4 separate regions of the Mus musculus genome follow, and regions 1, 2 and 3 are each linked to region 4. The links are chromatin loops, found by intact Hi-C in ENCODE. Cell type or tissue: heart. All regions are shown on one strand. Links, peaks and the distances in the headings refer to the core of each region. The heading gives the core; the rest is flanking DNA. Region 1 overlaps Phactr2 (phosphatase and actin regulator 2). Region 2 holds the start of Ltv1 (LTV1 ribosome biogenesis factor). Region 3 overlaps Phactr2 (phosphatase and actin regulator 2). Region 4 overlaps Phactr2 (phosphatase and actin regulator 2).

Region 1 (8,065 bases), core at 1,219-6,218, 64 kb after region 4:
CCTGCTTTTACTTTAAGCTGAATGTGAGTTTTGTGAGTTTCCTTCCGTAGCACTCACAGACTCTCCCAACATTTGTCATGTGTTCCTGTAACCTGGGCCTGGCTCAGCACTGTCTGCCATCTTTCCTTCCCAGGCTGGTATTTCAGATGCACACCTTACTATATCAGAGACTGAATTTATAAACTCTGAGAAAATTTTTCTTAAGACAGATTTCTAGGAAAACTTTCAGAATAGAGACACTACTCACTTAATGACTTCAGTTTTCTTGTTTCAGGAACTTAATAGTTCCTACAAATGGTCTTTTTTTTCTGCCATTACCTTTATATATACTAGTTTTATTTCATGACTCAAAGTACGTACCTTTCCACATACTTGACTGTTTTTCATGCATGCTATTGTGATAAAATTCAAATTTTCTATATTTTTCTAGTGTTTTAAAAATAAGTTATTTTTTAACCTGATAGACGTATTATTACATATAATAGCATTAAATTGTTATGAACATGACTTTAGTATACTACTAACTAAAATCATAAAACACAAATAAAACCTTCATTTGAGTTATTTTAAAAGTAGGGGTTTATATATAAGACTGTGGTTTTTATCTTCCCGTTTGCTTGGAACTGTCCATTTTATATTATTTTATCAGTGTATTATATGTCCCCTCCCCCTCCTTTTAAAACTGGTGCTTCCAGTCCAATAATTCTTCATATTCATATTATTGAGATTGTGAAGATGTAATTGCAGTTGCATTGCCTCGGGTTATTATTGTCTGTCTTAGTTTTCTACAGGAATCAGATACAGGTCCGCAGGAACCCCATGACTGAGTGACAATTCCATTTTCATTTTTACATGGCATAATTCCATATTTATCTTCCTTATGAAAATGTCATGGTTTTTTAACAGTAAGGACTGTGAATTTCATTATGAAGCAAATCAGTGAAAATTTGAGAAATAATCTCTATTTTATAATGATGCTGCAAAAATTAATTTAAAAAAATTGAATAGAAACAACTCTGTTGATACTTTTTTTTCAATTAGTTAAAAAAAAAAACTTAGGCTCCTTAATTTTTCTCTTATGGTGGCAGCAGAGCCTCCAAGGTTTCTGTGTGTGGGAATAATTACTGTGACAGGATGACCAAGCATCACTGAGTTCTGCAAATCCCTTGACTTTTAAACACCTTCAGGAAGGGCAGGGGTTAAAATGAGTCTTTATGATTTAGAATACATGAGGAATTTTACTTTAAGCTGTGAATTTTAAAAAATCTTCTGTAACTAGTTTTTGATGTATGTTTTCTAGTTGTAATTCTCTTTTACTGTTCCCATAATGAAGAAAATTTAAAAATGAAAATAGCTTTTAAAAAAATCTTTTTCCTGAACAAAAGTAATGTTACATTGCTGTGTAGAATATGGGCGTTGTCTGACATGCTCACAGTTACATTACTGTGTAGTGTGAACCTGGCTAACATGCTCAGAGTTACATTGCTGTGTAAAGTTTAGATACTGTCCAACATGCTCACAGTTACATTGCTGTATAGAGTGTGAACACTGGCTAACATGCTCATAGCTACATTGCTGTGTAGTGTGAACCTGGCTAACATGCTCACAGTTACATTGCTGTATAGTGTGAACACTGGCTAACATGCTCATAGCTACATTGCTGTGTAGTGTGAACCAGGCTAACATGCTCACAGTTACATTGCTGTGTAGTGTGAACCTGGCTAACATGCTCACAGTTAGATTGCTGTGTAGTGTGAACACTGGCTAACATGTTCACAGCTATTTGCTATGTACAGTATGCACACTGTCTAACATGCTCACAGACATTGGCGTCTGGAAGTCCTCTGCTATCCCCCTCCGTATGTGTAATTGCATCTCATGTTATTTGTATATTTGCATTCACCTCGTGGTTTTGATGTGTTACAATTTTTGTTCCATTTTCCAGATCATTCCTTCATTCAGTTTCTGGATACAAAAGAAACACCTAAGTGTTTACTTCAGCAAACCCTAAATACAAGGGCAGAGGAACTCTTCTGGCCTGGGACACTGTGTGATTACGGTGGCCACGTGGGCTGTCTTGAGGTGACATAGGAATCTCTGTCCAATGTTGCTTTCCTCAAGACCAAGAATTGTATGCCTCTTTCCTTTTAAAGAAATCAGATGGGAAAGCATGGTGATTTGGTTCCCAGGGACAGAAGCACGAACCTAGATCCTGCAGTCCTAGTGAATGGGAAACTAATCTTAAAGAAAGCCATCAAGTTAGACATCTAGGTGTTTCTTTCCAATTTTAGATGGAGATGTAACAGTTAACTTTGAAAATTCAAACGGGCACATGATACACATCGGAGAGGAAGCTACCCAAGAGGAGAATGTAGGGAAACCTGAAGAAGGGAGTGACTCTGTGTGTGAGAAAACACCACCTCGGGAGGAGCAGGCAGAAGAGAAGACAGGTAAAATAAACAGACTCCCATGTCATCTCCTGTAGCACAGCCCAACTTTGAGATCCAAGGAGTGACTACAACCAGTACCCTGCACACAGGAGCCTTGCAAATTGGACAGAGGCTAGGGAAGAGAAACAGGCGAGTCCAAAGACAGAGACATCCAGTTATAGTGTGCCCTCTGCTTTTGTGTTAGTAAGGAAAGCTAACTGATAGTAGGATCAAAAGGATTGGGCTTGTGGGGAGTTACATTGCCTGGAAATGGTCTCCTCTTTAAAGTTTTCTCTTGAGACCTTCAAAAGCATGAGAGGACTTGGAATGTTGTTTTCTTCTGGTTGTAGCTGGTCCACGTAGGCAGCTCAACAAGGGGTCATGTGTCTTTCTCAGAGTAGACTCCCTCTATGTCTGTGGGAAGTAGCTTGTGCATCCACACAGCCCAGTATTTTAGTTTCTAGATGTTTCTAAGATACAGCAAGAAGTAGACCCATAAGGAGCTAAGATTTCTCTGCCACTTTTTGCTCTATGGTCCACTCATGCTCTGTCAAGTCTACGATTATGCCAAAGGATTCTCTAAAAACTTGGTTTCTAAAGTGGGGTCAGAGTCGGATACTGCAAAATATATTTCTCATGGGGCCCTCCAGGTTGTTAATGAACTCCTTAAGGTGGCTCCATCCCAACACCAACTTATTTTCCACCAAGCCTTATGCTTACATAAACCTTGAGCTGATGTCCTATAAGAAAAGGTTTAGCCAAAGATCCTCTGAATAAATGTTACCATGCACATAAAAAGGAATCTTCAGGAAATGGTATGTTTCCTCATTTCCATAAGGTTTGTCTCTGAATTGCATGGCAACATTTTTCAACTTCATTTGCATTGTATAGACATTTTGCAAACTCTTATTAATTTGCTGCCCTCAGATATTAAGCAGAGTACTTACGGGGCTTTCCTTAACCTCTTCCAGTAGAAACCCCTAGTTAAGGTTATTAATACTGATAATAAGAGATTTGCCTGTACTTTTTAATGATAATATTCCTGGGACATAATGAGAAAGCAGACAGACTTTAAAGAGACTCAAGTGGAGATTTTAGTTGGGAGGGGACAGTGTTTTATTTTCTTCAGTTCCAACATTAAAGTTCATATCCACATATGATTTTTCCCTAATCCCTGTGGGTGTCATTGCTACCCAGTGACTGGCCAGAGTTGAAAGGAAGTGGTTCCCTTATCAGTGTAATGAAAAGTTTCTGATAGGTTTATATTATTTAACCCATCAGGCCTTGGTGTTCTCAGGAGAAGGTGGCAGATCTTACAGGTCAAGGCACGGCTGGGAATAATTCTATTCCTCAGATTAGTACATTTAGTTCTTTCTAGTCAAGGGAGTTCCATGATAGCATCAGTACATGAGGAGATGGAGATGCCACAAGTGCTGGGTGTCGTTGATGTGGCTGCTACAGCTCCCTCTTGTGTGGACATAGCCCATATGGAACTGTGCCACCAACCAAGAAAGGTATTAAGACTGGGAGCCATTCTCTGAGGCAAAACTAAGAGTGTCACTCATAGTTTAAATAGAAATTTCTTAAGAACAAAGATATGAATTACTTCTTCAGTCCTACACCTTTTAATTCTTAAAAAACAAACCAGTCAGCTTCACTTTGCCTCTCTTCTGTTCTCACACATGAGCTCACTCTCAAGCAAACCCACCCTCCTATGATCCTCACTCCATAATTTTTCAGGACTCGCTCTCAAAGTCAAGCCAATCCCCTCAGTAGTATTATTCTCCCTGGTAACTGTCTAAAAAATATTGAAAGGCAAGCACATAAGGTGCCACCCCGCCCCCAACCCTGGCTCTGTGTGTATTTCTGGGGTTCTGAAGGCACTTCATTCCACAATTGGTATTGTTGCCTTGGACCTTTTCTGGCAAGAGAAGAGATTTCTTCCCCAAGGTCTTCTAGGCTCTTAGTCTACTGTTATTCTTTCTCAATAGGTGTCCTTAGATATTTGAGACACAGAATCTGATCAGCAGTCTGTTCCAGTATAAGAGCATGAGATCTGAAAGTCATTTGACATCATCTCCACTGTATGAGTACGCAGGGCCTTCAGTGAAGGAACAGTGATCAACATGTGGTTGTTTCATCAACAGTACTGGAGAACTACCCTGCATGAAGCTCTAGCAGAGACCACAGTGAGAATGAAGAGTGGTCTGTCTAAATACAGATTCCCCTCTAAGAGAACAGATAGCTCACAAGCAGTCATGATGAGATGCAAAGCTTTGAGCAGGCCAGGGTACTGGAGCCAGCAGGAATCTCAAGGAGACCAGAGTTGTATGTCTGCACAGTGTCTTTCCAAACTGAGTCCTAGGGGAGACAGGAACGAGACAGATGGGTTAAAAGAGAGGAATTAGAACATAAGTGCCTCCCAGACCAGGCGCAGAACACACACAGTCCTGGATTACTCTAACTATTGACCTTAGATCTTTACATAGAGGAGAGAGCCAAGCCTGGAAGTGGAGGAGACAGCGTGTTTTCCAGGCTGCTATTGTGAAGCTTCATGTCCTTCCAAAGCCAGCATGAACAGACAGCTCTCTCAGAACATCCCCTTGAAAGGCCAGTGTTCCATTACTCTACCATGAATTTGTACAAAACCTTTGAATCATATACTCACTACATATCTTATATATATCATTACCACCCACATACAAATAATAAAGAGAGCATTTTCTACCAATTGTCAATACTGTCAGCCAGTCACATTCGTTGAATAGACATGACTTTTAAGGCATTGTTTGATTAGATACAAATTTACATATACGCATACAACTTAGGGATCCCCAGTGTGGCAGGCACTCAGAGAAAACTATCATGGTAGAGTTGGAAGGCTAAAGAGTTTAGCTCCATGGTCCCCAAACTACTGCTAGAGTTTGTGTGTGGTATGTCCAAGAAACAAAGCAGAAGAAATGGTATGCCATGCCTTTCTTGGTTACACAAAACTGGAAAGATGAATTTAGTAAAGGCTGTCTTGTATTGACACTGTCTTTAGTTTCTATTGTGCTCCATTTACAAAGAAACAACCACTTGGCTCTTTGGTCTGGAATTGCATTTTAATTTACTTCAGTCACTATTACAAATAATACAGACGTAGGTACATTGCCAGCCTTCAGAATCCCCAGAGCGATGTTGCTTCTCTCCCAGTTTTTATGGGTCTGCTCTTCCTATGTACAGTTTTTTCTATGAAGTGTGTGCTTTGTCCTTTCAAAACTATTCTGTAAAGCATACATTATAAGACAAAGTGGACTCTCTTATTCTGCACTCTGCATACCTAGAGCTGTGGTTCTGATCTAAAGGGTGGAAGAAGTCACTGTAGAATTTGAAGCTGCACTGCTCCTCTGGGAAAACATGAAAGCACTCTAATGGTTGAAAGTAACAGCCAAATGCCTTGTGTCAAAGACCCCTGGCGTCTCCCAGAGTATAGAACACACCCGATTGTTTTGGAAGCACTAAGATTTCTGGTTGTAAGTCTCACCCACAGCAGTGTATTGCTACAGTGTGTGTCTGTCACTCTTGAGGGTCCTTCCCTGTGACTAAGGTGGTCATTGTGTTGCATTTACAACTTGTAAATTGGGACTTGTTGCCCATGTCGCCAACTGGCAACCACACACTGAAGGCCGGAATTAAAGCTGGTACCTAGCGCATATTTACACTGACCCTTGGTATAACTTCGTCATAGTCACTTATGCCACCCTTCCATCAAAGAAAGGAATGATGGATGGATACAGAGAACCCTCCCCTGTCTGTCTTTTAGTCTTTGTTCTCCCTTGAAACTTGGCTCCCTCTGATACAAACACTATCTAGTTCTCAAATGTCATGAAGCCACCTGTGTGTTGTCAGTGTCGCCATGTCTTGCTCCCTGCTTTTCTGTCATGTGTGTGTCTGTATCAGTCTGCTCTGTTCACTTTCTCGTTTGTAGAGAACACTGAAATCCACTCTGAACCAACGGCTGCTCCTACTCTACCTCCTACAGCTCCTCCTAAACCTAAACCCAAACCTAAACCAAAAAAGTCTCCTGGGCCTCCCAAAGGGGCCACGGCTGCGGCCAGCCACAAAGGAGATGAAGTGCCTCCTAATAGAAAAAATGTCAAGGCTCCCAGTAAGCAGGCCCCAACCCCTCCACCCAAGCCAACAAGCCGAAACACATCCCGGGAGGCTGGTGAGTATTTCCTAGTGCATAACAGGGTAGAGCCCAGGATGTCAGGCTTTGGGGTATGGGGTCTGTAGCTTCTTCCAGGAGCGTGTGGTCTTTTGTTGTCTCGAGATGCAACACCAGTAGCTATCAAATAGAAAAATTAACTTTGTGGCCTTTGGAGTAATTGTGAACTGTTAATCTTGGTTTCCACAATCAACAAATAGACCCACTCCTTTAGTGTGCCTAGGAGGTATGCTAACATGATGAAGCAGTATCAAGATATCAACTGACCTGCTGCCCAGAAGAGTTTATGGGTGGCTTTGTTTATGGGTGTTTCTTTTTTCAAAATAACATAGTCATGTGTATTAAATGTGAACAGGTCTTTGACATATTTGCTGGATTGCAGTGTCTTAAATTTTTAACATCCTGTCCTCTGATAATGACAAAGGGTTCATATAGAGTCAGTGACACCCTAGTTTCCTTCACCACTTCACATTATTTTGATGGGTTGAGAGTTGTATGCCCAGTGCTACCTGCTCACATCCACCCCAGGAGACCATCAGGTCAAAGTGGCCTAGTGTGCTGCAATCACACATTGCCGTTACAAATCACAAATGGGCATTTGCAAGCTCCATATATGGCCATCCAGCTTTCTCTTTCAACCTTACATGCTTAATGCAAAGTGAACATTCCATTCCTCTAGTGGAATAGAAGACCCCAGCTGTGTCATCTAACTTTTAAAAGGACACAGATCAAAATTCCCATGCTCAATGGCTTTCCTCCATAAATTCGTGCATAAAACTCCTTTTGTACAGTAATAAATCTTATGGGCAGCAGCTTCCCAGAAACGAACTACCAGGATTTGCCTTAGTTTTATCTCTTTTCTTGTGCCATTTATGTTTGTCATGCTGAAAGTCAAAGAAGGGTTTAGTTGGTGATGTAAGAGCTCTTTGAATGCAAGTAGACCTCTCCTTTCATTCCTGTCTTCCCAGCATTGATCTTTGTTGCACAGGCCTCTTCTAATCCCTCTAAAGTAAAGTATCTCAGAATGCCGAGACAGCAGAGCCTAAGGGTCATTTCCTTGGGGACGCACTGTCTGTTCTTATTGCTGTTGGTATGCCCCCCGTGGCCTTGCAAAGCCTAGCAGTGGTGGATGACATGAGACAGGCACTGAGCTACTAAGGAAGGGAAATTCCCAAACCATTACTCTGCCCTTGGGAATTAAGATCTTGCCTTGCACACACTTCCTCCCTCGATCCTACTCTAGGTGGAGTGAGCTCACTGTAGACTTAGCTCAGACTCTGGGAAGGAGGCTGATGATGAACACCAAGGCTGGACACAGCATGCGAGACAGAGCTTGAGTCAGTTACAAACGCTGTCCCGAAGATTTACCATATACTTACAATGCTCCTGAGAGGGTTGAAAACTGGGGAGCTAACAGACATTTTAT
Region 2 (8,065 bases), core at 1,344-6,343, 130 kb after region 4:
ATGGTTTGGCAAATCTGTTTGAAGAATTCCCTTGCCACCTCTCTTGGGGTAACTCCAGCCTCGGACTCAGAATGCTAAAATGTAAGGAACAGCGAGGGGAGGGGAGCCTTTTAGACAGGCAGGAAAGAGCTCATCTCACCAGGTGCTTTTGGGACCTAGGAACAGCTTGACAGGGCCGGGATATGAAGAGCAGTTGGCAAAATAACAGGATGTTAAGATGAGATGAAACCTCAGTAACAATCCAAGAGTTTGACTTCATCCCAACGCCAGAATGTGGACACGGTATCTAGGGAAGAGACTTGATGAGTGTTCAAAATGAACACTGTAATAAATTGGGTAATGAAACTATACATATGGAAATTTTAGAAATTAAAAACAACAACAGAATATGCTGGTTGATTTCACTGAGAAGCAGCAAAAAAAAAAAAAAAAATGTGGGAAAGATTATGACCTTCCTAAACGAGGCTGATGGTCAGCATCTCTATGCTTTCCTACATGCACTGCTACCTTGGGTCAGTAACTTCAATTCTTTGAACGTCAGACATCCATCTCAGTATTATCTCATTGGGCTTCACAGATCTATGGAAGGAATTAAATGGCATAGTAAATAGAAAGTTCTTTGCTCTATGTTATGTGTTTGTCTTAGAGCAATAAATGGTAAAACATGAATATTGTTATTGTGTATAAGAAAGCAATATGGTTTAGAAACCCAGGTTATGTCTCACAATTTCCACCCTATCAGTTATGTTTACTATGAAAAGTCTCTTTTTTGATACCTTGTTTTTTAGTATCTCTCATGCTGATACGAAACATATCTCTCATCTCAGGGAGAAATAAGTTCACCCTTATTCCAAATGTGAGTGCCACATCCAGGAACGGATTCCAATTGCCCCGATTAACCGTGGAAGTGGAAGAGGACATGTGAACTTCTATTATTTCTTTTTCTTTAAAGAATTATACATCTAACCCCAGCACTCCAGAGGCAGAGGCAGGTTGATCAGCCTGTCTTACATAGTAAGTTCCTGGACAGCCACATACTGAGAGCTTGTCTCAAAAAGAATTAAAAGAAAGAAAGAAAGAGAGAGAGAGAGAGAGAGAGAGAGAGAGAGAGAGAGAGAAAGAAAAGGAAAGGGAAAGAAAAGAAAAGGAAAGAAAAGAAAAGAGAAAAAGAAAAGAAAGGAAAAGGAAAGAAAAGAGAAAAGAAAAGAAAAGGAAAGGAAAGAAAAAGAATAGAAAAGAGGTCTGGAGAAATAGCTCAGAGATTAAGAGCACTGACTGCTCTTCTAGAGGTCCTGAGTTCAATTCCCAGCAACCACATGGTGGCTCACAACCATTTATAATGGTATCGGTATCTGATGCCCTCTTCTACTGTGTCTGAAGAAACTATAGTGTACTCATATGCATTAAAAAAATAAATAAATAAATAAATAAATAAATCTTAAAGAAAGTACACCTTAAAAAAAGAAAAAGAAAAGAAACGAAAGGTCTTTAGGCTGGCTTGACACACTCCTTTAATCCCAGCACGCAGGAGGCAGAGGCAGGATGATCTCTGAGTTTGAGGATAACCTCATCTACAGAATGAGTACCACAGCCAGGGATACACAGAGGAAACCCTGTCTCAGGAAAAAAAAAAAAACAACAACCCATAAACAATCATAAATAAATGCATTTTCCAAATACACTGCTGGGCTATCACAGGTAGACAGGTTGCAGTAGTGCTGGGACAACTCTGCGGTGGTTTGGGATGTTAGCTGATGTCATTCTTAGCTTTGGGGTTGGTGGAAACAGTGGTTGCAAGAATACATGTCAAATGTTTTACCTAATAGCCAAAAGGTTGCCAGGTCAGACCCAGAGGAGGACAATGAGTTAGCTACTAAGGGGGTACTGAATATAGGCAACATTCCAACTTTCCACAATCATGAAGTTCTAATTAGTCATTTAAAATCTTCAACACAAATATGGCTTTTTCTTCTGGGAATTTTGGGTTGCAGTAAAAATGCTCATAAGGGCACCTAATAGCCCCTCTCTCACAGAGTCATAGTGGGGAAATTGGTTATTCAGGTAGAATGCCAAATCATTAATTCCCATAAACAAATATTTATTGGGTGTGTGTATCAAGAACTAGATCCAGTAGTAAATAAAACAGATTGAACTGAGCCTGGTGCTTCCCATATAAATCTTGCTTTCAAATAGCAAAGAATGATGGCTAGTTAGCATAAAGATATGTTAAACTATATATGTACTTTACAAAACATTTTCTCATGACAAAACGTGTGGTTCTGATCTAAACTATTTCCATTATTTTTCTTGTAGAAAAAGAACAGTAGCCCACAAACATTTACAATGATAATATTTGGCTATAATTATAGAGACATTTCAACAGAACTCAAGACATTGAAGAAAAAAAAAAAACCACTAGCAATTGGGAATGAGAAAGCAAGCGTCTACTGATAGAATGTTGGATTATTTCATCACGCTCCTCTCCAGCATCCGACGGAAATCTTCCTAAGAAATTACACTTAAAATCCTATTTGCTTAAGGCACCACAAAATATGTGAGCAACAACTTGGGGGATGGAGATGTAGTCACAGAAAACGTGTTAGGGTGCTCTCCGAGCATGCAGGAAGCCCTGGCTGGCTTCAGTCTTCAGCATCACACACATCGAATACGCCCAACACTAGCGTGATGCAAGTAGGAGGATACGTAGTTCAAGTTGGACAGAAGGCTGGGCTACATGAGACACTGTCTCAAAAAACAAAAACAAAAAACCACCTTGGGTTTTTATTAGTTTTCATCTTAAAAAAATATGCAATCATCAGAGCTTCGGAATTTATTTTATTACATCAAATGCCCCTAAAACCAATAATCTTAGTGTTGTGATCATAAAAAGAGAAAGAGCTATTACGATAAGTTCTGGCGGGGTCTGGGAGAAGGGGGTATAGAGTTTATTCAGGGCATGGAGAGGGGAGTTAAGAAAGTAGACGAGGCAGAGAAAGGCAGAGAGAAGGAGAGAGTAGTGAAGTAGAGGCGGGCCATGACACATGGAGCAAGGGGGGGAGGGAATGGGGAGCAAGAGGGCAAGAGGCAAAAGAAAGGCAAATGAGAGAGGATGGGAGAGGGGGAGACAAGCAGCCCCTTTTATAGGGCCAGGTCTACCTGGCTGTTGCCAGGTAACCGTGGGGCAGCGAATACCTGGCAATTGCCAGGTATCTGTGGGGGTGGAGTCCAGACAGAATACCAACACTTATGGACTGTGCTAAAGGTACGGTTGGGAGTTGTTCATCAAAAAGATGTAATACGAAAACCCTAAAGATGTTAGACTCTGCCTATTGAAGCTAGGCCTTGGTTGGACATTGCTAGGCAACTGATTCCCCTTAGGTCAAGAAGCCAGGGAAGGCCAGGGAGTGGTGGAGCACGCCTTTAATCTCGGGAGGCAGAGGCAGGCGGATTTCTGAGTTTGAGGCCAGCCTGGTCTACAGAGTGAGTTCCAGGACAGCCTAGGGCTACACAGAGAAACCCTGTCTCGAAAAACCAACCAACCAACCAACCAAACAACCAAACAACCAAACAAACAAACAAACATATTAAAAAAAAAAAAAAAGAAGAAGAAGAAGCCAGGGAAGTGACCACTTTCCTGTCATGAACCTGCACAGCCTTGGTCTTGTTTTCGTTTGTTTTTGATTGTTTTTGTTTTGTTTGTTCTGAGTTAAGCACAGGTAAGGAATATCTGAAGCCCCAGGTTGGAACCTGAAACTTGCCCTCAGGTAAGTAGGCTACTCCCTGCCGCCACCAACTCCAGCCAGAAAGCCCCGCCCACTGAAGGTCCTGCTAGCCCCACCTCCCGGAAGTCCCCGGGAAGGTTCTGTCACCGCGGGCTCACGCAACTTCCGGCTACAGCCTAGCGGCTCGCCGGCGATTGGCTCCTTGCCCCGCCATCGTGTGACGTGCTGCCCTAGCCCTGTGGACCCACGTGTGGAGCTGCCGGCAGGTACCGGGGAGCGGCGGTTCGGCTGCCGCGGTTCCGGAGAGGGTGTCCCTGCCTCATCATGGTGAGAAAACCGCGGTGCTCCGGGAGGGAGCCGCTCCCTGCGGCTGACTTAGGCCACTGGCCGCGTGGCTTGGTGCCCCGAGTCCTGTCACTCTCCCGGCACCAGTCACCTTCGTCACCCCCGGGGCACTTCGGAAGGAGAAAGAAGGTTTCCCTTTCGCCAAACGCCCGGAGTTTCCAGTCCTGAAGGCTTTGGGTAACTCCGTCCCTGTGACGCAGAAGCTCCGCCCCCTGCTTCCGGGGTTCACTTGGGCCACTGGGTAGCAACTCTGGTTAGACCCAGAGCTGAAGAGCAAATACGAATGTATCGAGGAGTAAATCATCTGAACCTTAGTTGTCTGTGCCCTAATCTTATTTACTACCTTGTAGATGAAGTGTCTGTCTATATTTTCTTGTGGCAGGCTCCTTGTCTTGTTGATAAAACTTTTCGGGGACCTTCCCAGAGCACCCATTAAGAGAGACTTCAGGCATTTGCTTTTGATTTGAAAATCCTGTTTGATTTTCCCTCTTACTGATTTACTTGCTAAGAGCGGAGAGTTTCTCACACTGCCCCACATATTCCCCAGCACCTTTGAACAAGTGTCTCAGAGTAGGTGCCTAGCCAGGGTTTGTTGGCGAAGGTAAGTATGGATCCTTCAGGAGACAGGGACTCCTGTCCTGTCTGGCTTAGGTGTACAAATCTGAAATATCTGTTCACCCTCCACATGCTTAACTGAGTGTACCTGTGGCTGTGGCGTTGCCCACTGTGTGGGGGTTCTGTTTTATTGACCTTTCCTGATTATTTTGTAGCCTCACAGAAAGAAAAAGCCCTTTATAGAGAAGAAGAAAGCTGTGTCTTTTCACCTGGTCCACCGGAGCCAGCGAGATCCTTTAGCCGCAGATGAAACTGCACCCCAGAGGGTTCTCTTGCCTACACAAAAGGTAGGTCCTGTTCTGGAGCCACTACGTTTTTAGGTGAATGGTAGTTTTGTAGTCCTGAACATGGAACCCAGGGAACTTAAGCATGCCGGGCATTCTCAGAAGTTGGTCCTCTTAAAAAAATAAAAAAAAGAGCTGTGACTCAGTTTCCAGTTTCTGTGCTGATGTTTGATGTTGTGTATTTATTTTGATTGACAGGCTAAAGCATCTTTGAGATTATTAAATAAAGAGATCTTATAGAATATTAGTCAAGTTCACTAGTTCACAGCCTCCATCTGCACAGTATTATTTAGGCTATGGCGGTATGCTCAGTCTCTGCTTTCTCTTGGGATTCCCCCATATTACAGTAGTCTTCCATTTGCCCCCTCGTCTCTCATGTCATGAAATACAGAACATCCAAGCTCATGGATAGCTTTGGCAATCCTAGAGGGGCCGTGAGTAGGTTGGTTTATGTTAGCATCACACTTGTTAAAGATGGATAATGGAAACATTTTGGGGGATGCTGGAAAGATGGCTCAGTGTTTAAGTACTTGCTGCTCTTGCAGAGGACCCAGGTTCGGTTCCCAGCACCCATATGTAGAGTCACAGCCATCTATAACAACTGTTCCGGGGGTTTTGCTACTCCCTTTTGTCCTCTGTGTGTATTAGCTGCACATACACACTCATTAAAAGTGTAAAAAAACGTTTTAAGTATTTCGAGGCATTTGCCTCCCTTTAACTTTTCCTTAAAGCCACCCATTACACCACTTCATGAAAAGCTTTCTTTGGGTATAAGTACAAGAAACTATACTTACTGTCAAAGCTTCCAAATCTTTTCTTCTAAGCCTCCAGTGACATTTTTTGAGTGTATGTTACATATATTTCTTACCTAGATTTGCCATGCAGAATTGTCTAGTTGAAAGACTCGTTCTCTATGCCCCAGTACAGGGGAACGCCAGGGCCAAAAAGGAGGAGTGGGTGGGTAGGGGAGTGGGGGTGGGTGGGTATGGGGGACTTTTGGTATAGCATTGGAAATGTAAATGAGCTAAATACCTAATAAAAAATTAAAAAAAAAAAAGAAAGAAAGACTCGTTCTCACTCGTGTTATGTGTATGTGCTCCTGCTTCACTTTGTCTTTGAGACCAGGTCTGCGTTTTTCAGGCTTGTCATACCATACGTTGGTGGGTTCTAATGGCCTGCCTCAGCCTGGCTTGTTGTCATTCTGTTATAATTGTATGTAGCACTATGTTTTGGACTCTCTGTAGTTGTGGTATTTGTCAGGAACTAATGATTCCTATCAGCCACTATTCCTGTGCTGTCTACAAAAGTTGTCAGGGTCCTGGCCTTACTCGTGGCAGGATAGCTAACTCCGTGTTGTTGTCCAAGGTCAATGACGAGGAAAGACGGGCTGAGCAGAGGAAGTACGGCGTGTTCTTCGACGACGATTATGATTACTTGCAGCACCTGAAGGAGCCCTCTGGGCCCGCAGAGCTTATCCCCAGCACCTCCTTTGCCACACCCCTCTGCGACAAGACAGAAGACCCCTGCGTATACTCAGTAAGCTTTCTCGGCCCCTTTACATGTGAAACCCTGCAGCAATGGGGAGACTCCTCGTTTTTAAGTCAATAACTTAGGGTCAGAAAATGGTGCCGGTATGAAGAATATAGAGTCTCTGCCTGCTGTTGTATAGACATGTGTATGTCTGCACCATTGGGTGTAGGCCCTTTCTCTGGTAGCTGCTGTCAATATTAACAGCCTTTTGTCAGGTTCAGAACTATGAGTCATGTCAGGCAGCATTTTCCATAGAAGAAAAACAGGGCATCCTGTATCCTGACATAGTTTTATGATCATAAACTGTTGTGGAGGTGTTTTCAGATCTTTAACACTTTTGTGAACTCTGCAAGGTAGCCATAGAGAGAGTAGCATGGACAGGTTGTAGTGCCACCCACAGCAGGAGTGCAGACCACTGTCCCACGCTTTTCCCTTTACAGACAAGCAAGCACATTCACGTGTGCCTGTGCTGCGCCTGGATGTCCTGCGGGTGCCTGCCTCTGTTGAGGACGCCCCATTGGTGTGCACTTTGTCCTTTCATTCTATCACCTGGCACTTCAAAAGGGAAAAGATATTTATTGGAATGTTCAACAAAAGAAGAGAGATGGAAAGATAAGATTTAACTCTTCCAGGGCAAAGCTCATTGCTGAGGAAATAAGAGTCAGGTTTCTGGGTGTGTCCTGAAGAAAGAGGCATCAACTGCAGCTGACCAGTTCTTTTTCTCTGTAGGCCAGGGCACTGCCGCATCTCTACCATAGGACCAGGTTCTCTTGTTCCCCGGCTAGCAGGGTACTTACTGCTCCTTTCCTGTTCTGCCGCCTGCTCAGCTGCTTTCTCTTTTCTAAGAGGAAAAGTTTTAGTAAAGTCATAGCATTGTGCAACACTATGAACAACGTTCATGAACAGAATTCTCTGCCGAACAGAGAAAAGCTAGCTTTTAATCCTTAATTCATTTTGAGTAAGAGTAATCACTGTTTTTCCTTAATGGAATGAAGCTACTCAGTGGGCAGTTCATTTGTGTTTGTACAGACAATTATTTACACAGATCAGATCATTTAAAGACAGAGGTGTGATATACATACATGAAGGTGCCATGTTGGAACCCAGGATATGGTAACCTAGAAAGAAATGGCTTATGTGGCACTGATTTTGTGTTGTAAAGATATGATTTAAAGCACTTTTTTCATTTTTATTTTGTATTATTTTTACACTCCATATTTTATTCCCCACCCCGTCCCCTTCCACCCTGTTCTACATCCCATACCTCCTCCCCACCCCCTGTTTCTACGTGGATGTCCCCACCCCCCACCCCACCTGACCTCTAAATTCCCTGGGGCCTCCAGTCTCTTGAGGGTTAGGTGCATCATCTCGAATGAACACAGACCCAGAAGTCCTCTATTGTATGTGTTTTGGGGACCTCATATCAGCTGGTGTATGCTGTCTATTTGGTAGTCCAGTGTTTGAGAGATCTCGGGGGTCCAGATTAATTAAGACTGCTGGTCCTCCTGCAGGATCGTCCTTCTCCTCAGCTTCTTTCAGCCTTCCCTAATTCAACAACAGGGGTCAGCT
Region 3 (8,065 bases), core at 1,947-6,946, 80 kb after region 4:
GAGACGAGAATGGTGGTTTCTGAGGGTAGGAACTGTGGGGAGTTATTAGTTAATGGGACATAACCTTCAGGTTAGAGAGATGCAAAAGTTCTGGAGACGTGGGATGGAAATGGCACAGCAAGGTGAGTGACCCTAAATGCCACCAAATGGTACCCTTAAGAATTTTGGGTTACTTTTATATGTCACATAATTTAAAATGAGATTTCAGGTACATGAGAGACAGCTCAGTGCATAAAGTGCTTACTGAGCAAGCATGAAGACCTTCACTTAGCCCCAACACCATGTAATAGGAAGGCATAGCAGTGCGTATATGTAACATCTCCAGTGTGGGAGACTGGAAGACAGCAGTGGCCAGCATGGTCCCCAGAACTTGCTGGCACCAGTCTAGCTGGAATGTTAAGTTCTGGGTTCAGTGAGAGGCCATATCTTAAATAATAAAACTAGCAAAGGAAGACATTCAAAATTAGTGAACCCATGCATACACGCAGTCAAGTAAGATTTCATATATCTCTTTGAGAACAATTTAGGCTGTTGGGTTTTTCTAAGTAAAAAAAAAAAAAAAAAAAATGGAGAGTCTTAGAAGTGACTGGCCTTAAAACCACAAAATTGAATTTAAATGCCTTTTGTCCTAATGAAGTCTACCAGTGTGAGTTAGTGAAGGCACTTTCAGATTGTGTTGTTTCTTAGGGAAGAATTAGAGGTTGGGTTTTTTGTTTGTTTGTTTGTCTGTGAGAACAATAGACACGTTTTTCACTGTATGTTCTTTCAGAAGTATGACATCCAGATGTGAATTCATCTACTTATATCAGAAAGTCCTGGGGGAGGTTTTTTTTATCTTACAACAATGATTACACTGTTTTTGAAATTAACTATTTTCACTGCCCCATGCATAGTCTTTGAGAGTGGGCGAGCACTCAGGAGATCTTTACCTATTTAAACGACAAAGCGCTATTATCCACCAGGGTATTTATTTCCTTTATCTAAAGCTTCCTCCCATCTCACACCCTGCATCCTCATCCCGTAAGACTGGAAGCCTTATACATGAAGAAATTAAAGCACAGAGAGGATTTAGGGTTTTTGTGTGTTGACTCACTGGCTAGAAAGAAAATGGGATTTCTTCCAATATTAATAAAATATATGTTTTCCTACGTTACACCCTTCTGGATGTTGAGATGCAGGGAACTATGAATCCTATTTGTCAAAGACGTGGTAGGAGTCAGAAAACAGACCTTTCAGGGATGCTAAGCTCTGCAAAGGAGTCATGTTTGGATCACTGTGAGAACAGGGGAGTAGGGTAAGGAGCTCAACTGAATGCTCCAGAAACATGTGAAGAAGCAGAGGCTTGGCATTCAGACTCAAAGAGCAAACAAGAAGTACAGAAAGAATCGAGTACTGTGGTGCTTCTGACTCACTGTTGTTGTACATGTGCCTGTGTGTGTGTGTGTGTGTGTGTGTGTGTGTGTGTGTGTAGGACGGTGTCCGTGCACATGTGCATGTATATGTGAAGATCATGGGCCAGCCTCAGGTGTCTTTCCTCAGATGCCATCCATTTGTAGACTCAGGGTTTCTTACTGGCCTTGTAGGCAATGATGGTTGGCAAATGAGCCCCAGAAATCTGCCTGTCTGCCTGGCCCTGCCTCCCAGGCATGGAAAGTATAAGTAGGCGCTACCCCAGCTATAAGTTTTTAATGTGAGTTCTAGGGACTGAGCTCTTAGGTATTCAGACTTTCACAGCAAACACTTTATTTACTAAGTAAGCTACCCCTCCCCCATCCACCCTAATCCACTACTTTTTCCTCTATTGTTTATGGACAATCATGGACTAAGTATAGCTTCGCACTGTTTATGCACATAATGTGTTAGCTATCACACAGTGATACTTTCTCACTTTGCAAACAAGAAATATTTAACCTTCATAACTAAATAATGGGTCAGAGCACTTCCGTGTTGCATTTCTCCCTTTCCCATGAAGGATATTCATGATGCTAGCTAGCATGCTTTTCGTTGCGTTGGTATTCTTAAAGATTGCTGTCAACTTCACATCACCCTGTGCTTTTCTGCCCTTGACAGTTTTACAACCAAAGATGAGCTGGGACCACAGTTACTGACCCCTGGGCAGATGGGAGACTCGTCAGAATCCTTCAGTGCCCCAGAAGATGAGGCCCCAAGAGAGTACCAAGCCAACGACTCTGACTCAGATGGACCCATCTTGTACACTGATGATGATGATGAAGAAGATGATGATGATGACAGCAGTGGAGAAAGTAAGACTATTTCCAAGAGATGGAGGAGTAAGCAACATACATAGTAGGAGGAGAGCTACCTGCTATGCACTCTCTTCTCTCAAATTAGACGAAATAGATCTATCCTAGTTAGAACTGGTGATACAGACCTTTGATCCCAGCTACATGGAAGGATGGAGTAAGTCTATAGGAAGTTCAAGGCAAGCCTTGACTAGACAGGACATTCAAGACTAGCCTGGGCAACTTCATGAGAGCATGTCTCAAGCTAAAAAGTAAAGACAGTCTTGGAGGAAAGCAAAATGTCATGGGTTCAGTTCCCAGTCCTGCAAGAAAATAGGAAATGTGTCTGTCCCAAAGTTTAGTTCATGGCGACAAATTTTTTTTCCAGAAGAGGATACTGCAGAGGTATCTCACACCTTCATCAATCAGTTAGACTGAATTTTTGTCGTGATACAAACAATCTAAACTTCCTAAGAACAGAGGCTTTCCCCAGGAAAGTCAAGGGTAGGCATTCGTCCGGGGGCCTATTCTTGAAGAATGTCAGAAAGGCGGGGATTCCGTGGCTTACTGGAAATGTTAGAGAATCTCACTCATTTTATAGTATAGCTTGAAGAGAGAGGAATGAGTCAAGCAGGACAAACACTTTGTTGAAGTTCATCAACCTGACTTGTCCACTATCACTAAGCTAGGGTGACCTCTAAAAGGGAAGGATCCTAAAGGGGAGTGAAGACCAGGGCTGTGTCTAACTAGATGACTGCAGTGCACTGTTACAAATGGTGTTTGATTTTGCTTTTTGTTTTTGCATTTTGCTTTGCTTTTAACTTAGGAGGAGTGTGACTTGGGAGGAATTCAATGTGGGATTGAATTTATAGATGACTAAAAGTGATTAGTATGTTAATGATTCAATAGAAATTTGTTAAATTTCCCTTCGCTAGTATCCATCTGATAGCTACTGTCTGCTGGGAGTTTAAGGATGCCTGGGTGACTGAGGGTTAAAGCATTTGTATATAGGGTAGGCTCTCTGCCAGCACGAAGCCTGGGGGGGGGGGGGGGGAGAGGATGCTGAGGATTAACTGTACAGAAGAAGGGGAGAGGATAAGCTTTTGACTTGAAAAGAAAGCAGAATTGTGCAATCACTGACTTCCGTGGCCCACCATATCAGCAGGATAAACGTCAGCTATCACCATCCCAGTGATGAGGTGATACTTCAAGCTTGTTCATGGTGTCTTGGGATTGCCTTTTCCCAGAACAGTTTAAAAAAAGAAAACTCCTTCCGTTCTTTTTCAAGATGAACTACCTCCAGCTCGACCCCAGCCCTCTGACTGATTAGGTTTCCCCTCTCACATGCAAGTAAAATATTTGGCCTAGGTCCTGTTCAAGTCCAGCCATGGGTAACGAAAGCCCTGCTAAGGTTAACACTGATCTACCTGTATTTCTGCCCTTTTCGACCCTCAGGTGCACTGGCAAGCAAGATAAGACGAAGGGATACACTTGCCATCAAACTTGGCAACAGACCGTCCAAGAAAGAACTGGAGGATAAAAACATCCTGCAGCGAACATCTGAAGAGGAGAGGCAGGAGCTGCGACAACAGATCGGAACCAAGCTGGTCAGGTACTTGCTGGGGTGTGAGCGCAGCAGTGACTGGGTCCTGTTCTTCCCAAAGTCTCCTACCTGCCAGGGGTCTTGGTGACTTCACCAGGCTTGGGTCTCAAATGGCGAGCCATTCACAGAATTTACCCTTTGGTCAGTTGTTCAGTACCTTTAAGAGCTCCAAAATCTAGCTCAGATATCAGTACACTTTGCCAACAAAGAACCAGTTATGAATGCTCAGGCTTGGATGGATGGCTGGTCTCCATTTCAGTTATTCAACTGTGACATTGTAGAAAACATGTAAATAATATATAAACAGATGAGCCCGGGAGTGCTTTAATAAAATGTGTTTACCAAAGGAGGGATGGCATGAAGGGTTTGGCCTGCAGGCAGCAGCCTGTCCACCATATGTTCTAATCTGAGGACTCACTGGGATTTCTATGTGACAATTATGAGATTCCATCATGTGGGCTGTGAGACTGGAGACAGGCCACGCCTGGCCTAGCCTTGTCCTAGTCAGGTAAGCAAGCATAGACCTCTGTCCGCACTGAGCCCTCTAGCTTAGAACGAATGGACCACTGGGCATCACGTCTCCCTTCCCCCCCGCCCTCCTGTACCGTAGGCCTTACGGTTTTGCCACACACACCTTCAGAAGTTCGTTTAACTAGACTTTTATAATAGAGGTTAATTCCTTCCCACCAAAGCTCTTTTTTTTTTCTGATGCCAGCTTAAGCATACTCAAGTGTCACCATTTTCTGCAGTTTTTTTTTTTCCCACTTGCACATGTCTCAGGGCATATCACTGGGAGGAGGGAACTAGATCAGGATGTAAAGATGGGAGGAAGTTGCTGCCCTTGTTTAGAGGCTTATATGATCCTGTGGGAAGGTCTGTACCAGGGCCATTCTCCACAGGAAAAGAATCCCCTAAGGCCCTTCTCTGCCAAAAGGGTGACTTTTAGTGACAGCAGCTGTGGCTCCTATCTGAGGGGAAGAAGGGTCGCCCTCCTAAGGATTCCCAGAGGAGGCCTGGGAATTCCCAGCACTTGCGACTCTCCCTGGGACTCCAGGAGTCTTCCCACTGGAGTGTTTTCACCTCAGCCCTAAGCCTTGACCGTTTCCTGTCTCTGGAAGGAGCTAGCAGAAGTCAAAGGAACTTCATGTCAAATTTGTCTTCTTAACAAGTACAGCCAGGGGCCACTCTGGGGGCTGGGGGGTGGGAGAAAGGGGACTGCTGGATACTGTGCAGTTCCTTTGTGACAGAAGCAGGACAGGAGCACTGATCGTCGCTGATGGATTTCTTTTATAGCATCCCCTCTACCCCACATGCAGAAGAGCCTGTGACCAATGTGTTTTATTATTTTATTGTCTTTGTTTATGTTTAGCTGTGAACTTTTTTTTGTTTTTGTTTTTTTGTTTTTTCAAGACAGGGTTTCTCGGTATAGCCTGGGCTGTCCTGGAACTCACTCTGTAGACCAGGCTGGCCTTGAACTCAGAAATCCACCTGCCTCTGCCTCCCAAGTGCTGGGATTAAAAGCGTGCACCACCACGCCTGGCTGTGAAATTTTTCAATCGCTGAATAATAATGCATATAAAATGATAGCAAAATAAGATAAACTCCTTCAAAGCAAAGAATATTAGTACAGTTTATCATAGTAAATGATTTTTTAAGAAGTGAACCAAGGTGCAAGGATAATCACTCAGTTGGCAAAGGGCGTGCTGTGCAAGCATGGAGACCAGGATTCCATCTTCAGCACCCAGGTAAAAATTGTATTATATTACAAAGGCCTGAAACAAACGAAAATTAAAGGTTTCATAAATTATACTAAATATGTTAGTACCTAAATAAAACCAAAAATCATTTTTAAATGAGCAAAGTTTCCCTACTCTTTCTATTCTAAATGTCTAATCATAGTTATTTGTAGTGGAAAAAATATAAATTATAGGACCAAAATGCTATTGTTTGTAATTCTGTGCCTAAAAAGTGAGAAAACAAAACTACTACAGAATAACTTCTGCAAGTTCAAAAAAAATCTAAGGCTAGTCAATGAACCCCAGCATCACAGTAATACTGTCACTAGCACAGAAGAGGAGGACACAGAAAGTGGGAGAGGAGGCAGTCACTGTATTCTCAAAACCAACTGTTTCCTTTACCTGAGGCTCAAAACACTTCCTGTGCAGACAACCACAGTGGATGGAATGAATTTAGAGAGACAGCAAACATTTTAGCAGTGAGAAAAATTCATTAGACAGGCTGATCAGCTGTGCCACTATCACGAACTTTGAAGGAAAGTAGGTGTATTGGATAGAGTCAGATCATTTGATGGGGTTTTGATCTTATGAAAGGAAACAAGACAAGGATCGCCTCTTCCAACGTGAGCGAAAGGAAGGGCAAAGATCATCCACTGAGATGGAGTGGAGGACATTTTGAAGATGTTTGAAGCTGTGATATGCCTAATAGTGAGGGGGAGGACTAGTCACAGTCAGCAAGTCTGGGCTAGGGTGGAGCCCAGGAGTAAAGTGGTAGCTTAGCAAATGTAAGACCCTAGGTTTGATCATAAGCACTGCAAACAAGTGAATGAATGAAATAATTAATATCAATTAATTAATTAATGGAATGTGGTCTTATTTAGAACTGAAAAAAACTACTGACAGAAATATATCTACAATAAGATAGAAGATTCCCAATGTTTGATGTCACCTATAAAACGGAGTTCTTATAGTTAAGGCTTTTACTACCTGGATCACACCAAGCATCCAGTAAAGTTCCATGTTTAATTTTAACTTAAATTGAATACACCTTTTAAACTAGCAGAAACACAACTAAAAATTAAACCTGAGTTTACTGAAAATCAGCATACATTGTTCTTGATTAATATTTTTGAAGAAGTTTAGTGCTATAATAAGCCATTTCTTTGCATAATAATTCTATCTTGGAGGCATATGGAAGAAGGAGAGGATCTAAAATAATTCTTTAAAGGGTGTCTTATAAAGATATGTATGATGGGACTGTTTGTAACAGGGACAATTTAAAACAAACCAAGTGGACAAGACCAGGGCACTAATATAGAAAGAGGTTAGAGAACAAACTAAAAAAAAAAAATCAAAAATCAAAAACAGCAGTGCACGACATCAGACTTCTGTCTGTTTCATCAAGGATTCCTTGCAGATGGGAAGCACAGGAAGTGAAGTGTGGGCATAGATCAGAATGGATGGAGACCAGTTCTAACCATCCATTGTGGGTACCACCTGTATCTTTTATGAGCCAGTTTCCCAGCAGTGCCCTCCAAATACTTAATATCTTTGTTAAGTGCAGACATGATCTGTAGCCTTAATTTTTCTTAATGCCGTAAAGTTTGTTCTTAATAGTTTATAAATGTTAAAGAATTATTTGTCAGCGGACACAGCACATCTTATTCGTCTTGCTCAGGATTCTACCCACAACTAGAACTTAGACAACACACTTTTAAGTCAAATAAGGCAGGAGCAGAGCCTGTCCCCAGCATTTGCTCGTGGTTTAGTTTAAGCAAGTTCGTCCATCTCTTTCTTCATCTTCAAGTTGGGAGCCAGCAGCTACCTTGCTGAATTGTTTAAACGATTCCAGACACAGTCATAATCAACACAGTACCAGAAACTTCGAGAGTAGGAAGAAAAGGTAGAGGTGACTATTCTCACAGTTATCTGTGCTTCACACAGCCAAGTCTTTTTCTACATACTCTCACATGTGGATAAAGAACTCAGGGGCTTCCATTCTTCCTGCAAGACAACCTTCAAGGTCCTATTTCAATCAGCTGTAGAATTTTAAAAACTATTCTAAAATGTATTTTGTATTAAATTTGTTATGAACATATTAGATATCAAAAATCTTCACAAGTCATCTCCCAGTCACACATCTGAAAACTAGGTGACCATTCCTTCTTTCTCCCTCCATTACTGTATTTATGTATCCATTTTACATCTCCATCACTGCCCCACTTCTGCTCCCACCTCACAGAGTTCCTCCCCCATCCTCCCTTCTCCTCTGAGAAAGTGGGTACTCCCTGGGAGCACCTCCATGACCCCCCCCCCACATCCCCTAGCACATCAAGTCTCTGCAGGGCTAGGCACAGACAAGCAACAGCTTTAGAGACAACCCCTGCTCCAGTTGTTGCACATCTGTTACGTGTGTGCAGGGGGACCTCAGTCCATCGTGTATGCTCTTTGGTTGGTGAAGGTAGAAAAGGAGATAACTAGCA
Region 4 (8,065 bases), core at 1,286-6,285:
GTAAAATTAAAGAGAATGGAGTGGGGATCAGCTGCAGCCTCTACAGAGTAACATTTTAAGGTGTAAGTGCCACTTATATTTCCAGAGCTCAGCCCAAGGTATGAAAACCCAGAAAGCCTTCTGTTTGCCTTTTCCTGGTCACAGCTTCCTAAGGAGGCTGGCTCTTGCAGAATGTAGCCAGAGTCTAAACGAGATAGAAAGTTGTAGGAATAAAACAAATAAAACTGGAAGGTAGTCAGGGAAAATAAACTCACTTGAAAGCTTGAAAATGTTTGCATATTAGATTTCAGCTTCTGGGTTACAAATATTCTGTTATCACATGATTAAAATACCCCCGCGAAGCATTCTTACCACTTAAAAATAAAAGGGTGTTGGTCTAGTGGCTCATAGAGGAGGAGGGACAGACAGTGTGCTGCCTTTTAGGAAATCTCGACATGGTGCGTGCATAGAAAATAAAGATCTAAAATGATCCTTTCGGACAGACAGCGTTTCAGTTTCCCTTGCTTCTTCTAAACATTGTATCATGAGAACAAGATAATTAAAGAAACAATTCTACTTAGAAAGTTAGTAAGTTTAAGTTCTCTCCTTTTGCCTCAAGCAAGTGTTTGCCACTGCTACAATTCCTGTTAGCCAAGGAAGTGCCACTAATTTGTTAAACGTTCACAGCCAAGTCCAAAACAAGGATGTATGTTAACACTCTTAGAGAACTTGAGCATGGCCATTTTCAGTCATGCTTGCTTCCCCCGGCCGCTGCAGTTCTCATTGCTCATGGAATTTCTGGAGAATTCTATTTAATTCTTCTCTCCACCATGAGAACCTACCTCCAAGTTCTGGAGTGGCAGTGGCTAGAGAGATCTGGCAGATCTGAGGAAGATGGAGACCCAGGATTAGAACTTATGGTGTCTGAGTTCTTCCCTATATATGCTCAAAACTCTCCTCCAGTCACCAAATTGTATTTCTGCAAAGTGGACCCTGAGCTTCTAGGAGAGGAGTTTGTCATAGTCTAGGTTTGTAAGGGCCAGGTTGATGTCTGCTTTAATTTACCATAGTGCCTTCTGTCTATGAAAAGTACGGTTGTCACTTTGGATACCCCAGATGGCTGAGTTTAATAACGCCCACATCAGACAAGTCAGAGAAATCTGAGTGATGGGGCAAAGTGTTTGAAAATCTCCCAAGTACAAGTGCTTGGTCCTAAAAGCACACTGTCTCCCAGGGGAAATTCTAAGTAAGTCCTCTCGATTTCATTTCTTCCTGGAAGTAAATGAATAAATCATAGTTCTTTCAAGGATTGAAGCTAGACTGTGCAGTGGGGGGGAAAAACAGTAAATGCTATTCTACTATTTTTAGGAGGGTTTAATATAAACAGCTCCTCAAATCCAGTCATGGGATGATTTAATGGCACCATGTGGTACGAGACAGTGCCGGTGTGCACTGAAGGTAGCACCGTCTGGTTCAGAGTCAGCTTGTTCCATTGCAAGGAAGTTTTCAAGCCAGGTGACATCAAATTTTCACTTTCATAAATGGATTCTTGTGTGCCTCCCTCCCTTCACACCAGTGCCCAATTCTACTGTCAGAAACCTACCAGGATATCGCTGAATAAAAGATCAGTTTAGAAATCCAGGGGGAAGCCTGGGACTCAGGGAGCCAGTGATGAGAAGTACATACAGACGGTTTCCTCACATGGGCAGTCATCTTTTCTAGCATTTTCCCAAAGAGCAGTCTATACAGAAACGTCGGTGTTTTTCAGATGGCATTAAATGTTCCTAGTATCTGATCTAAACCCGGGAGAGCAAGTCCCACCACTGTTTGTCTGAGTTCAGTAAGTCATGAGCGAGGCATCTGGGAAGGACATTATCTTAAAATACTTCTGTTTTGTTCTCAATACAGTATCTTACTTGTATCTCCAGCTGGCCTGGAACTCACTATGCAGCACGTACAGGCCTTGAACTCATGGTAATCCTCCTGCCTTAGCCTTTCAAGTGCCGGGATTTCAAATGTGAGCCACCACGTCAAAGCTTCAAAATCCTCTTGTGTTTCACTCTCTAATCTTTATGCTTTGACCTTAAAGGGAGATTTGGAAGTTACTGGAGACTTTCTCTCCATTCACGGGCCTAAGTTCTCTGCTATGATAAAAGGCCCTTCAAACGCTGAGCCCCAGCCGAAATTCTGGGAGCAGGATGTCCCGCCCTTGTAAAGGAACCTTGGAACACACTTCCGGCGGTTTGGTTGATGTGCTTCCAAGGTAATATGATGGGGGTTGGAAGAGTTTCAGGGAAATATGTGTAACTTGATCACTGGTTATTACAATTCCAGATGACGCCAAGAAGTTTATCAACCATTGGACCAGAACAAGTCTTGAATAAGTAACTGTGAATGTGTTAAGCAAATCCCCCAAAGCTAGTTAGTACCTCTTCCCCCATAAGTCTTGGAATAAGACTTGATAGAAGGGGGAAAAAACCCTCAGTATTATTTCTCAAAGCGAAGAAATAGCGATAGCAGAAAACATTGTAACTGAGTTTAACACTTAGCGTCTTTTAAAGCTTCTCTTATGGGCAGAATTGACTGAGTGTCCCCCTAACAATGACTTCCTTTATCAGCAAAGCTCTGCCAGGAGCACAATAGTAAGATATCTCTCATCTCGGCTTCCACAAACATTTTGCTTGTTTGCTTCTTAATGCAATTTTAAGCAAAGCCATGAAAGAACCGGAAAGAATTGTCATTGACTTTCACTGCTGATTCCCAGGTGGGATGCATTCTCCAAACACAATGTGTGCACTGGAAGAGGAGAGGTGGTGTGGACGTTATTGTTCTGGTTAGGACTCACATTTTGGTTAAGCCTTTCAGTTTCATTGTAAAAATTGGGATTTCTTGCATTTGTTGCACAAGTCAGCAGCAGAGGACCTGCCTAACATGCAAACAGTCCCCCCACCCAGCAGCAGAGGACCTGCCTAACATGCAAACAGTCCCCCCACTCAGCAGCAGAGGACCTGCCTAACATGCAAACAGTCCCCCCACTCAGCAGCAGAGGACCTGCCTAACATGCAAACAGTCCCCCCACCCAGGGCTCATTTCCCATCACCCCCAAAATAGCTATGGTTTCTTTTCAGCTTTGAAAAGAAAAGAACTCCCCGCCAATGAAGAGGGGCCACTTTTTTAACTCTGATAAAACAGATAAGCAAGTGTCTTTCAAAACACCAAAACAAGGTCCTACTGAGATCAATAATACACACATAAAGGAAATGTGATTTTCATGATTAAAATAGGAAAACTGATCATCTTATAAGGTCTATACTGAACAATTGTTTTTATAGATCAGAGTTCTTTAGGATAAACTATAAGATGAAAGATGGCATAAGCAACATGAACAGATTGCACTTTTTAATGAAATGTATAGGTTCAGAAAGGCATGCACAAGTCCTAGTGTACAGCTCATAACAGGATATATTGATGTAACTGCCCTTCTGTTTAATGTAACATGTATATAGATACGTATATATTCATGAACATATGCACGCATATACATATGTATATATATTGAATCTTGACCACTCAGATTGCTACCTATCAGCTGTAATGACAAAGCTTTTAAGTGTTTTCATAGTTTTTAGAAACTTGAGACTTAATAGCATATTATGGGAGTGTTAATTTGGGGGCATAATAGCTTGTCAAATAAATTGTTTTTGTTGTTATGGTTGTGTCTACAGTGAGTCTTTTGAGGTTTATCCAAGCTGAGCTAGAGTTTTAGGTGGTAGAGTCAAGATATGCTTAGTTGATGCCACACATAGATCACTGTGGACATCACTGACTTGCGTTGTCCAACCTGAAGCCATTAATTTGTTTTTCTTTATTGCATTTGTTGAACGGAAGATAATTGTTAGAGAGGAAAACGCTATGCAATGGCCTCTCTAACAGGGCTGCAGTGCTGCAAACAGTATAAGGAAGGAACTAACTTTAAACAAACAAATTTTCCTAAACTAAGTACCAGTGACTAAGTACTTTAATGATTTTTTTTTCCGCCTCAGACCTAAAGGATCCTTTGACATTGAACCTTGACAATTAGAGGGAGTTTTTCTGATAGCCCTCCTGCGCCACAGGGGGTGCGGGCACCCAGCCCCCCACCCCCAGCGTGCAGCTGGACCAACACCCCTTACCCCACACCCTCACCTCGGGGGCTCCGCTCTTTCCAGCTCCTCCGCTCCCTGTCGCCCTTGCCCCCCTCTTTTCTCCCGGTGACCCCTGACCCCAGCTAATCTGCATAGAGGAATGACAGGCATCCGCTGGGCCGGCTTGGCGGCTGCCAGGGCCGGGCGACCCGCGCGCGCGGGGAGAAGGTGCGGGGCCTGGCGGGCGCGGGCCGCGATGAGCGCGCGGGAGGCCGGCGGCGAGCGGACGGGCGCGCGCAGGAGCGGAGCAGCCCGGTGAGGCGGAGGCGCGGCGGGGCGGTCACCCGCCATGGGCCAGACCTCGGTGTCCGCCCTGTCCCCGCAGCCCGGCAGCGGTGAGTCCCGGGCCAGGCCGGCGCCTGCAGAGTCCCGGTTCCAGGAGCAGGCCCCCAGCTCCGCGCGCGTGCCCTGGGCTTTGGTTTCTCTCCAGTTAACTTGGAGAGCCAGAAAGTTCCGAGAAACGCCATTTGCGCACGAGTCTTGTTTTGAAAAAGGGCGAAACTTCGAGAGCAGGAGAAACATTCCCGCGGGCTCCCCCTCTTCCTTAGGCTTGGCTTTCGAACAGACTAGAACTGAATTCTTTCAAGCTTGTCAACTGATTTATGGTTTGTTATTCGGAGCAGAAGTGCGGCTTGCTTTCCCCTTTCCTGGCAGGATGCTAAATATTTAATAACTACCCCAAAATGTGTAATTGGTTCAGATGTACTTGCTCTGTTTATGTTACACACATAAGCCATAGTGTTTAGGAAAGCATGTGTCTTGAGGGGTAAAGTTTGCTTTATGGAGACGTGTGCAACATTTCTGGGCTACAGTACTGTGCCTCCTTTACAGTTTTCTTTAAAAAAAAAATTAGAAGAAAGGAGGGTAAGCAGTCTGGCTTTGTCCCATGTACCAGGATAAACAATTGCTTGTCCACACGTCACGTGACTGGACAAGGAACTAAACCTTCAGAGTATGATTTTGAGATGCTCCCAACCGATGATTTCTGAAACACGACCTCGTAGAGACCACGCATGTTGAACACTGAGTGACCACTGATGGACTCTTAGGTTTTACAGACATAAACAGGATCTCACAGAAAGGAAATGACAAGGCAGAGAGGAAGGTTTATAAAGTATTCCAGGATGTTTGAGTAGACCGAGCTCTCCAGTCTCAGCACCCCACCCCACCCCCGCCAGGTTTGTGCAAATGGTACGCTTCATAAGCACTGCTCAGGCTTAGGCTAAGGCCCCCAAAGAGTGACCCCTCTCCCCTCTGCAAGGGAGAAAAAGCCGAATTCAAGGAAGCTTATGTTCTCCCTTGCTAATAATGATGTAGCTGCGTTGCTCTGGCCATCAAAAGACTTCTTGTTTATGGCTTCTGAGTGTTTTTTTTTTTCTTTTTTTTTTCTTTTTTCTTTTTTTTTGGAGGTGGGGAATGTTGATAGGGCATGTTGCTTATAAGACTGTTTGGTCTATTATAATGAACTATTTGTTCATTCTAAGACTATTTGGTACAAGTAAGACGGGCTTTCTTTTGTCTCTTTGAAGGTAGTGTGACAGTTTTTAATCAAAGCAAGAATTGTTTTGTATGTTTGTTTGTTTGTTTCCTCACTGGCAGAGATAGAGTTAAATCATTGTTCCAGTGCAGCTAGTGTTTGGGAAGTTCTGTCCTGATTTTTAGTTCCTTTGTCACAAAATATTAGCAGAGTGAATTATGAAGAAGTAAAATTTGCCTTTACATAAGTCAAGGAATAAATAATATGTAAGTGAAGTCTGAGGAAATTTGAGTTAACACCTGTGAGGTAAACAATATGTGTGTGTGTGTGTGTGTGTGTGTGTGTGTGTGAGAGAGAGAGAGAGAGAGAGAGAGAGAGAGAGAGAGAGAGAGAGAGCACTTGGTCATGAAAGATATTTTAGGAAGCTCTCCAAGAAAGCTCATTATATTTAACTTGCAGGTTCTTGATTCAAGGTCACACAATTTTGTGTAACTGAAATGGCTAACCCATATGTCATGAATGGAGCCTTCTTTGGTCCTGATGTGTCAGTTAAGGAAGGGTTGTGGTTGTGGTGTGAAAATGTAGTAGTTTTCTTGTGGTATCCGCTTGGGATCTCTGTCAGAGGTACTCGGTTTCCCAATGGTTTCACTGGTACATTCTAGATGACCCAGAACAAAACAGCAACTAAACACAGCAAGGTGTCCTCCATTTTATTCTGATGTCTTTGCCCCATCTGAGCTACTTTGCTGGCTTTTCAGATGAGGTTTGATCTCAGGCATCAGTGGCATAAATTTGTAGTGGTCACCAGAGATTACAGTGCTTAAATGGGTTCTTATCATAAATGCTTAGAGGGGCAAAATCTTGAGGAGTCTGAGGAATGCTAGCACAAAGTTCCCAAGTTCATATTTATCAGCTGTAAGAATCTACATTGTTACCAGAAACCAGTTTGCATCTCCCTCTTTTTGACTTCAGACTTTCTTGAGACTCTCAGCTGTGAGCTACATCTAGTTTTCAGGGATTCAGAGGATTATTAATAGCTATGTCTGACAACAGGGAATTATAAAAATAGTTTTATTGACATATAATTCGCAAGCCATAACATTTTCCCATTGAAAGTATATAGTCTATTGTTTTTAGTATATTTGGCTTGTGTATCCATCCATCCCTATTCACTAACTCTCTTCCCTGCTAATAAACAAGAATCTACTTTATATCTATAGATTTGTTTATCTGGAATGTCTCATGTGAACTGAACCAGTGTGTGTGTGTGTGTGTGTGTGTGTGTGTGTGTGTGTTTAATGACTGGCTCCTTGGAGCTGGCACGATGTTTTCAAGGGTCATCTGAGTTGTAGCATGTGTCAGTATTTCATTTCATTTTATTGCTAAATGATCACATTGTTCTTTCATTATGCATGTCTTTATTCAGCTGGGTACTATGAATAACAGTGTTTGAACTCCAGGTAGAAGTTGCCGAAGGTATGCTTTTATTTCTCTTGAATCTATAAGTGGGAAGAATTGCTGGCTTGATTCAGGGTTAACCTTTGAAAGGGCTCAGTTTTCCAGAGCAGCCTCTTGCACACATCCTCGTTAGCTGTGGATGCAATCCCAGTTTCTCCATCTCCTTGTCCAACACTTGGCGTTGTCTGGTTTTGCTTTAGCCATACCCATGGGTATCGGTGTGCTTTTCTCTCCTTTTTAAAGGCCTGTATTATTTGCAGATATTTTCTTCCATTCCTTGGGGCTGCTGCTTCTAGCACATGGTATAATTTGAAGTTCATTTTTTAAAAGTTCTGATGGTGTCCTATTAATTTTTCTTTTGTTCTTGGTTTGTGGTGTCATGTCCAAAAAAGACCATTGCCCAGTGAAAACCAAGAATATTCATGGCTCTGTTTTCTTCTAGGGGTTCTATAGTTTTTACTCTTATCCTTAGGTCAGTGATAACGTCTGAGTTAATTTTTATATAAGGTACAGTGTATAGTGTCAGCTTCATTCCCTGGCCTCTGGATATCCAGTTGTCCCAGTATTTGTCCAAAAGGTGATTCCCTTCTCCATTGAACTGTTGTGGATGGGGATATAGCTTAGGGATCAAACCCTTACCCAGCATGTTTGAGACCCTGGGTTCTACCCCAAGTACAGGAGAAAGACAGACAGACAGACAGACAGACAACAGGATGTTAATAATCTCTCTTGGCAGTCTCGTAGAAAATCAGTTGACTGTATAATAAGGGTTCATTTCTGTTCTCTCAGTCCTATCCAGATGTCTTTTTCATGTCTCTAACACGATGTCTGCATTACTGTAATTTGGTAGTAAAGTTTTGAAGCTGAGAAGCATGAATCTTCCTGTTTGAGTCCTTTTCTCTTGTCTATTCCATCTCTCCTGTTATTTGCTTATGAATGTCACAGTCAGCTTGTCATTTTGATATAA

The links. A loop is a pair of places that touch in the nucleus more often than their neighbours do. Peaks named below come from ENCODE experiments on the same cell type or tissue, not always from the same donor. Only the 100,000 strongest peaks of a DNase experiment are listed, where the experiment ranks them.
Region 1: a loop joins it to region 4, with 2.1 times the contacts of the local background. A loop is called at or near these places in 2 of 42 quality-filtered maps.
Region 2: it touches region 4 in a loop (1.8-fold over the local background); 4 of 42 quality-filtered maps call a loop at or near these places.
Region 3: a loop joins it to region 4, with 2.0 times the contacts of the local background. A loop is called at or near these places in 2 of 42 quality-filtered maps.

The regions. Positions count from the first base shown.
Region 1 is chr10:13,256,151-13,264,215 of GRCm38, reverse strand. It overlaps Phactr2 (phosphatase and actin regulator 2), which reads left to right. Exons shown (of 13, transcript NM_001195065.1): 4 at 2,292-2,450. Among named protein-coding and RNA genes, the nearest start is that of Gm46211, 34 kb to the right of the region's middle. In heart, for the core only: a CTCF peak has its summit at 3,902 (motif pointing left); no DNase peak of the experiment used is centred there; H3K27ac peaks cover 1,075 bases.
Region 2 is chr10:13,189,012-13,197,076 of GRCm38, reverse strand. Ltv1 (LTV1 ribosome biogenesis factor) reads left to right here and starts at 3,940. Exons shown (of 11, transcript NM_181470.4): 1 at 3,940-4,049; 2 at 4,838-4,969; 3 at 6,332-6,502. The coding sequence starts at 4,047. In heart, for the core only: no CTCF peak of the experiment used is centred there; DNase peaks (open chromatin) are centred at 3,896 and 4,136; H3K4me3 peaks cover 1,545 bases; H3K27ac peaks cover 1,372 bases.
Region 3 is chr10:13,241,201-13,249,265 of GRCm38, reverse strand. It overlaps Phactr2 (phosphatase and actin regulator 2), which reads left to right. Exons shown (of 13, transcript NM_001195065.1): 7 at 2,071-2,264; 8 at 3,699-3,855. Among named protein-coding and RNA genes, the nearest start is that of Gm46211, 19 kb to the right of the region's middle. In heart, for the core only: no CTCF peak of the experiment used is centred there; a DNase peak (open chromatin) is centred at 4,855; H3K27ac peaks cover 1,190 bases.
Region 4 is chr10:13,320,497-13,328,561 of GRCm38, reverse strand. The region is part of intron 1 of Phactr2 (phosphatase and actin regulator 2); the gene reads left to right. Among named protein-coding and RNA genes, the nearest start is that of Gm46211, 98 kb to the right of the region's middle. In heart, for the core only: no CTCF peak of the experiment used is centred there; DNase peaks (open chromatin) are centred at 2,211, 4,341 and 5,331; H3K4me3 peaks cover 2,558 bases; H3K27ac peaks cover 4,116 bases.